Linked DNA regions of Mus musculus: region 1 is linked to region 2. Evidence: chromatin contacts called from ENCODE Hi-C data. All regions are on one chromosome and are shown on one strand. Each heading gives the region's core, a stretch centred on a gene start or an enhancer-like site at or near the end of the contact. The rest is flanking DNA. Distances are from core to core; before and after follow the strand shown.

Evidence for each region. A loop is a pair of places that touch in the nucleus more often than their neighbours do.
Region 1: a map of T-helper 17 cell shows a loop between it and region 2 (3-fold over the local background). The contact joins the promoter of Ice1 here to the promoter of Med10 in region 2. A Hi-C loop is called at or near these places in 2 of 37 maps with a recorded cell type or tissue (T-helper 17 cell and v-Abl transformed pro-B cells).

The regions. Positions count from the first base shown.
Region 1 is chr13:70,635,277-70,639,774 of GRCm38, forward strand. Ice1 (interactor of little elongation complex ELL subunit 1) reads right to left here and starts at 2,358. Exons shown (of 19, transcript NM_144837.3): 1 at 2,241-2,358. The coding sequence starts at 2,321.
Region 2 is chr13:69,808,269-69,812,729 of GRCm38, forward strand. Med10 (mediator complex subunit 10) reads left to right here and starts at 1,614. Exons shown (of 4, transcript NM_138596.2): 1 at 1,614-1,784; 2 at 3,339-3,422. The coding sequence starts at 1,663.

The DNA.
Region 1 (4,498 bases), core at 1,108-3,607, 830 kb after region 2:
TTTTAAGCTTTTCTACATACTTTGCTTTGGTTACATTAATAGAGAAAAGCTTCCATCTCTCAACATACAGGATATAAGCACAGAGCCTCCTAGGATGTTCTACCATCTTGCCAGACTCACTTTGCAAATTAAATACAGAGCTCAAGCTAGCTCTGAAACACTACTGCCTGGAAAGCCTTTTCAGAAGCAACCCTCCTCTTGGTGGGAGCACAGCCCTGGGGCTCTTTTACTCTTGTCTGTGGCTGCTTTCACACCTCAGTGGCAAGTGAGCAGGTGTGAACAACTTCCCAAAGCACAGTTATTTATGATCTTGCCTCTTAAGGGAGAAGGTTTACAGACCAGGCCTATACAGAGCTAAAGGAACCTCTCCTTTATTCCCTGCTCCCCAAAGTGTGACCTGGAGGGAGGGAACAAAGGTGTCCTTGGGAAGCAAAAGCAGCAGCTTCCAGGCCAAAATAAAGACAGGCGGTGGGAACAAGAGACCCAGCAAACGGACTGGATGCAGGCTGTCAAAGAAGGAAGGCACCAGGATAGCCACCAGTTTCTGGCCTAAGCAACCTAAAGAAATCAATGGCACTGCTCACTCAACAGGACAGGGACTCCTGGTGAGCAGTGTGTGAATGCAGCTCTCCAGAGGGCTAAGAAGAATGGGTCACACAGCTGTCTGTTCAAATACCTGCAATGATTCACCACCACCTCATCCAGAGAAGCCCAAGCTCATACAACGGTGTGGGTGTATGAGAACCACACAACCAGGGCTCTTCTGGCTCTTCTGACCTCTGCAAATCCTAAATCTTCAGTCTGCTGTGGCCTCACCGGTCTTCTCAAGCACACCAGGAAAGCAACTACCCCAGGCCTTGAGGCATCCACTAGGATGTCGGGCTTCAAAGAAATCAACCGAACTCGCTCTCCTATAACCTTGTTCAAATACGATTTTTCCAAAGACCAGAAAATCTCAGCAGCCAAAAGCCTGGTCCTTACCCACTCTCCCCTCCTACTTTTGCCTGTTTGTTACCAATATGTTGCTTCTAATGTAACTTTCCTCTTCTCTTTGCGTACATTGTTATAAACTAGCAGGGGATCAAAAAATTTGAGTAAATAGGCTCAAAACACAAATATGGTCCATTAAAGAAGCGTTCCATTCAGAATCTTTTAAGGGAGGGGAGGGTTATAAGATGCCTACACGATGTGGCCTAGCTACAACATGGCTTGACTCTCCATCTTCTCTATGAGAGTGCCAAACCATTTCCTATTCTCCAAGCAACTAGAACATACGAATCGGCGCAGAGACATTGCACTTTACAATAAAAAGCAAACTTCCACAGATAGCTAGCTAGTCTGCATCCCTTATCTCGTCTCACCAACCCCGAGGCTGCCACAGGCTTTGCTCATCAAACATCAAGAAACCGTCCCACTTGTTAAAACCGATCTCCAGAGCTACTTTTCAACATTCACAACTCCCACTGCCTCAACACCACCTCACCAGAACCCCCTGACATCTTCCATTATTTCCTTCCCAACATCTAAAATCCTGTCGAGTCGTACTTGCGCACGTTCATCTTATCCGTGTCCAGGTGGTTTACCAGAATATGAACAGTGCTTAGAACACTGGGTAGAAAGGGGATGAACTGAACGGGAGCAAGGGCAAGTTCCGTTTTGCCACTGACAATAGGTGAATGGAACTCTAAGACAGAAAGCTGTGCGAGTCTCCAGCCCTGAGCACTGGGGACTATTTCTATTGCATCAGTAAAACCTAGAACCCATCTGCAGCGATCCATTGTTAAGAACAGGACATGACACTGTAACAAACTACCTAGACCCACGTATGTTTATTGGACAATTTTAATCAGACAACTAACATGCTACTTAACAAAAGCTAAGCTTGGCAGTATATTAATAGATACGTGTAAGCTAAAATGCAGTTCCGTTCCGGAATCTTGGAAGTCTAGCGACCTGGGCACGCAACATAAAACCCTTGCCTTCAAACAACAAATAATTAGGAGTGCGAGGAGGCCTTCATCACAGAGAGGAAGATTCCCTCCGCGCGTAGACAGCGTCACCCACCAACCAAACTGGGCCCTGCAAACCCTGAGTCGGGAAGACGAGGAGTCCTGAAGAGCACGCTCACTCTGTCCGCCGCCGGCATCGCAGCAGCTGAACCAATTCTGTCCGTGATTAAACAAAGCACCGGCACCCGCCCCCAAAACGGCGCAAAAGGGTCAGCCAGGGATCCTGCGTACCTGCTGCAGGGAGGCGCAGCCCTGACACCGCGCGAGGTCGGCTGGCCCGGGCGCCGCCGGGTGCGTCTCGCCGGGCATCATGGTGCTGCGGCCCGGCCTGCAGGGCGCGCGCTCAGGGGCCCGCTGCCTCGGCCCTGCTCCGCCGCCCCAGCCACCGCCAGCCTGGCCGCTTCCCGCCGGGCGCGGGCAGGTCCATGCGTGCGCCAAGGTCCCCGTGGAGCCGGCCTAGGGCTCAGACCAGCGAAGCAGCCCAGGGCACTTGAGAGCGGCGCAGCCCCGAGGGCCCAAAGCGACGACAGCACACGAGGTCCCCGCCCCACCCAGCCCCGCCCCCCGTCGGGGCTGCCCGCAGATCCGCCTGATCAAAAAGCCAGAACGAAGCGTGGTCGTACAAAAAGCAAAGCCTTAGGACACATCTTGGAAGAGATGAACAAGAGCCAGGGCCTGCCTTCACGAACTGTCTGTGCATCTGTCAGCTGCCTCATTACAGGCCCTGTGTAGACGCCTAAATCCCTTCAGCCTCCAAGGGGCGGGGGTTTTGCGATGTCATTGGCATGCCGACCACCGAAGGAGGACCCGAGCCTGGGTTTGGAAAGTGCGAACGCTTCTTGCAGAGCTACTGCACTATTCTCCCAGTAGACAGGCAGGGAGCGGAAGAAAAACTACAATTCCCGGAGTGCCTCGCAGCGGCAGGGTGAGCACCGCCTGGAGGCCAACCTCTAGGGCTCCATGCTCTGCTACTAACGTGTGGGGTGTGTCTGCACGCAGCCAACCAGACAAACCCCTTCGAGCCGGTTTCCCAGTCATCTTCACCCTTAGGCTGGAGAGGTGGAAAGAAGAAATCCTCATTCAGCTTTAAAAGCCACTTGAAATCAGGGCTTGAACTCTCGCTGACATCCTAGCATTGTATCCACTCTCCTCAGAAACTTTGTTGCCATCAGTATCTGTCTACTAGGAAGTTTCTGGCGGCTCCTCATCTTCTGGTTACAAAGTCCCAATCTCAACAACAGTGTTGCATTTATTAGTGAGGGTTCTCTAGAGTCACAGAACTTATGGGTAGACTCTATATAGTAAGGGAATTTATTGATGACTTATACTCTGTAGTCCAACTCGCCAACAATGGTCAGCAGCAGCTGTGAATGGAAGTCCAACGATCTAGCAGTTGCTCAGTTCCACAGGGCAAGCAGGCAAAGAAGAGAGAGCCTATCTTTCTTCATCTAATGTCCTTATGTAGGTCTCTAGCAGAAGATACGGCCCAAATTAAAGGTGTGTGTCACCATGCCTGGATCTGGGACTTGCTTTGTCCCAGATGACCTTGAACTCAGAGAGCTTCCAATCTTAATCTCTTGGGATTCATAGCCAGTATATGCCTCAAGATCTCCACGATAGGGGCTGGTCAGATGGCTCAGCGGGTAAGAGCACCTGACTGCTCTTCCGAAGGTCCAGAGTTCAAATCCCAGCAACCACATGGTGGCTCACAACCATCCGTAACAAGATCTGACTCCCTCTTCTGGTGTGTCTGAAGACAGCTACAGTGTACTTACATATAATAATAAATAAATCTTAAAAAAAAAATCTCCACGATAAGATCCAGGTCAGAAACTTGTATCTCCCAGCCACCAGATTAGGATCACAGGTGAGCCTTCCAATTCTGGATTGTAGTTCATTCCAGATATAGTCAAGTTGACAACCAGGAATAGCCACTATAATTTATTAAGAGGGCATCCAGACCCTGCACATCTGTCCTAAGCCTCGGGATGGAAAATGCAACTCAAAACCCTCACACCCTGTTCTGTCTTCAAGCTATCTTCTTTGACGTTGAAAGACCATATAGATACCCAGAAATAGCTGAATGCCTTGTCATTGCTATTTGCACCCAAGCAAGACAGGCCCATAACCTGACAGTCTGTGTAGAAGGTCCAGGTTTCCTCAGAGGCTGGCGAACAGAATGTGTAAGGTTACAAGAAGAACATGGGTTTTGGTTGGGTCAGAGTCAATCCCCAACTAACAAGCTAGGTCTGGCCACCCAACCTCAACAGGCCAATTAAAGGGCATACTTTATAGTTAAAAGCAGAAAAAGATATCTCCAAAGTGGTCACATTAGGAAGAAGAAAGATCCAGTAATTAAAAAAAAAAAGATTTCCCCAACCTCAGCCCTGATCCAAAGCCCATCTTCAGAATCCTGACCTGGGTTTAGGTTTAAGTAGAGAGCAGGAAGTATGCATGGGTAGTCACGGTAGCTGTGGTCCTTCCTATCA
Region 2 (4,461 bases), core at 364-2,863:
ACACTCTAACACCACATATATAAAACTAAATATACATGCATTCAACATATCAGTTCTGGGCATTTGGAGAGCTGGGATGGCTAGTCTTGGTGGTCAACTTGACTACATATGGAATGAACAGGAATCCAGAAATAGAGGGTGTGTCTGTTAGGGACGTTTTTGCTTGGTTTGAAGTGGGTGGATCCATTTCTGCTCTGAACCTTTAAGATAAAAAGACATACACCTTTGATCTGGATAGTGAGGTGGGGAGGTGCAACTTTAATCTGGGCCACACCTTCTGCTGGAAGCCTATATAAGGACATGGAAGAAGGAAGCTTTTGTTCTTTGCCTGCTTGCCCTTGCCTTGCTAGCACATCCATTCCTTCACTGACATTAAAGTCTGATTCTTTGGGATTCCAGTGTATACTGAAGACCAGCAAAGACCAGCTGAGACATCCAGTGTCACGGACTGAACTGAGCAACTACTGGATTCTTGGACTCTCTGTTCACTGCCATCCACCATTGGAATAGCTGGACGGCAGCCTATAAGTTATTCTAATAAATTCATATTACGTGTGCGCTCTCTCTCTCTCTCTCTCTCTCTCTCTCTCTCTCTCTAAGTTCTGTTAGTCTAACACAGAGAACCTGTATACATCCCTTGGCATCCCCATTCTCCCTATTTGTCTCTCTCACTTGTCCCCTTGTCTCTCCTTTCATGAAGGTTGAAAGACTTACTTATATTTCTTCTTTTTGTCCTTCAGGACTGGTTTTCATATCAAATTCACCACCCCTTTTAATTGAATTGTGAAATGTTCCTTTTCTAGCACTTAAAAGTGTCTGCAGAAGTTTGAAATAATTTGTTCTTTAATGTTTGATTAATTTAAAAAGTGAGTTGAAAAGTACCTAGGGCTTAGGTATTTCCTTCTTTCCTTCCTCCCTCCCTCCCTCCCTCCCTTTTTTCCTTCTCTCTTTCCTTCTTTCTTTTCTTTTTGAAAGTGATTGTTGTCTCCTGGCCAGTTTTAAAAAGCATGGCTCTATTTTGACTTTCCCACTTAAATACATTTTCTTATTATGTATTGTGTGTCTGTGTATGCCGTGTGTGGGCATACCTGTGACACAGTACCTGTCTGGAGGTCAGAGGGCAGCTTATAGAATTCTGTTCTCTCCTCCTGCCATGTAGGATTCTGGAGACCAAACTCAGGTTGTCGGGGTTAGCAGCAAGCGTCTTCACCCACTGAACCATTTCACTGGGCCCAGATAATTATCTTTTAAAGAAAATTGCTTACATCTCGCAAGCTTTCCAGATTATGAACATACAAGGTCCACTGTATCTAAATTCTTGTCCTTCAATCTAGCTTTCTTTACTTCCCTGATGAGACTTGTTTTTTCTTTACTGAGAAAAGCTAGGTACCAGCTAAGAGTTTTCATTTTTGCCCCTTTACACATGCCTTTGCTGTGTTTTCCAGGTTAACATTTCCCACACACACAGTTCAGAAGCTTCCAAGCGGGTTTTCCCTTCAAAGGCTTACCCCGTCTCTTGCCCCGCCCATAGCGCCCGGGCCCCGCCCCCAGGAGGCCCCGCCCCCGAGGAAACGGATGTGGGCTTCCGGAAGCCGGAAGCGGGCGAGCACTGTGGACCCGGAGTCGCTCGGAGCTGAGGCTAAGAGGCGGGCGGAGCCGGCGATGGCGGAGAAGTTTGACCATCTGGAGGAGCACCTGGAGAAGTTCGTGGAGAACATTCGGCAGCTCGGCATCATCGTCAGCGACTTCCAGCCCAGCAGCCAGGCGGGGCTGAGCCAGAAGCTGTGAGTGACGGCCCGGCAGGGCTCGGCGCGTCTGTGCGAAGCCCCTGCCCGCCGGCCTTGGGGACCCCACTGGGGCTCTAACGTTCATCCCGGGTCCCCGAGGGGAGGCCGGTTCTATCCTGACCGGACCTCACAGGGGAGGCGAGTTCCGTCCTGACCGGGGCGGACGGGCTCCATCCTGACCCCACTGGAGGCCGGTTCCACCCTGACTCCACTGGGAAGGAGGATCTGACCGCACAGGAGAGGAGGCTCAGTCATGACCCCGCTGGGATAGAGGTAGCTCTAGGTCCATCCTGGCCGGACGTGGAAGGCCGGTTCCACCCTGACCCCATAGGGGAGGAGGATCCCTCCTGACCCCACAGGGGAGGCTGGCACCACTCTGACCCTACAGGACAGTCTGGGACTACCCTGATGCCGTAAGGGGAGGTAGGCACCACGGACACTCCACCCCACCCCACCGCACTGGGGAGGTTGACTTCACACCTCAGGGGGGCCCTGAGCCACCTGCTGCATAGGCCTCGCTGTGGAAGAAGGCCACCACAGAGGGTTGATTTCTTGACAGTATCTTGTGTAGGCCTTGGAATGGCCTACAGGGAAACAACACAGTGTTCAGGAGAAGGCCTCACCGCTTATATATGGGACACTTTCCAGGGATCTGGAGTGGTTCTGGAGGGAGCCGAGGTTCAACCCACTAGGGATGGGCTTTTTCCTTGCTGACTGTGGGTACTGCACTTAAACTGGAGCCCACTTCTCCACGCTGTCTACCCTGAAACTCCATTCAGTGACATGCACTCCAGAAAGCTCTGCTCTCTCTTCACCTCCTTTCTGAGTTTAGAAGGGAAAAATTAAGCATCTGAACATATTTTGTAAGTCCAAAGGTGTCCCCAGAATCCCGTGGCAATTAAGGGTTCAGGTGTGTGCAGCATTAGGGAGGAAGAAGCCTGTTAAGGTAGCTAGCGCCAGTCTCCCGACTTCCCTCTGATCCCAGCCACTGAGCTGCCTTGGTGCTGGTGCTCCTGGGTTAGGAAGGTAACATGAAGGTACAGGCAGAGCAGACAGGTAGTCAGGTTCATCTGGGAGAAGGAAGCCAGCATAGCCCTAGCTGAGACACGGCCAGTCCTGCCTCTAGTGTCTGGACCTGGAAGCCGCCTCTCTGTGTTCCCACCCAGGGGAGACCCTTTTCTGGAATGAGAGACTGCCCAAGAAACCATCTCTACCCACAGTTCAGTCTCTTAAAGCTGGGTACAGGATTGTGTCTCACTTGGGATGTTTACTAAGGTATAGAGTTGTGGTCTTGCCCCTCAAGGAGGGCTTTGTGGGATGGGAACAAGCTGGCGCATTGCCTAGACCAGAGCCTGCTGTGACTGGCCTTGTTCTCTTATCCAGTTCCCGTGGCTATCTCATACCCAGCTGCCACCTCAGTTATCTGCCCCGGTGTCCTTGACCTTGGCCGTTTTAACCCTCAGGAATTGAAGCACAGTGGCCAGTGCCGTGTAGGGGTGTGCTGTGCTGTCCTCTGAACTAACCACGTACCCCACTCTGCCTTTTTCCCAGAAACTTTATTGTTACGGGCTTACAGGACATAGATAAATGCAGACAGCAGCTGCACGATATCACGGTGCCTCTGGAAGTTTTTGAGTAAGTATCACTGGGTCTCTCTGATTCTTGGTTAGCTGTGAGTGCCAGTGAGAGGGAGGGAGGCGAGGCCCAGGTGCCACAGGCAGGACCACCAGTCTTCTAGGGTTGTAGTAGGCTAATGGGGTTAAAAAAGGATAACTCTCTCTCCAGTGTTGTGTTGTTGAGAATAGTGTCACATGAAAATATAAAAACATGCTTCCGAGTTCAGTGGAGAAAGGCCTTCAGGCCACAGGAAAACCTCATAATTCTTAAGAGCTATACCTGGGTGTGATGGCATAAGCCTTTGATCTCAGCACTTGGGAGGCAGAGGCAGATGGATCTCTGACTTGGAGATAAGTTTGGCCTATAGAGAGTTCCAGGACAGCCCAGGCTAGACAGAGAAACCGTCTTGAAAAGCAACAAGAGGTGTGTGTGAAGTGTATTGTCTGTCTGTCTGTCTGCCTGCCTATCTATCTATCTATCTATCTATCTATCTATCTATCTATCTATCTATCTATCTATAGATATAAATATAGATATAGACACACACAAACGTGGAAAAATATTGTAGTCTGATCTTTGAGAAGCTTCCCGTGGTAAGCTGAGCCTGGAAGGTGGTCCGTCTTGTGTTGGAGGAAGATCTCAGTCCAGGTGGCTGTGGGGAGGCATCTTTCTACCAGAGTCTGTCACAGCAGAAGCTCAGAGGAAAGTGTTCTGCAAAATCCAAGGAGCTGGTGCCTTTAGCTTGTTCCCAAACAGGCCTTGATCGTATCATGGGAGAAATTTCCATGTTCCCACAACCTTGCTCTTGCACACTTGGAGAGCACGTGGACTTTCCAGAGCCAGGGTAATGTAAGCTCTTAGCAATTCAGCCCAGTGTTTTGCTCTGTGCAGCCACAGAGGTCACAGTCAACTTTTGAGCCTTAAACACCACAGCCTCCCTTGTGTTGAGGAGCCACCCGTTAACTTAACACACATGAATGATAAGCTTTTCGTGCTCTGTTGTTGCTTGGATTGCACTTACTTAAAAGTAATCAGATGCTGCTTTCATTACATTATT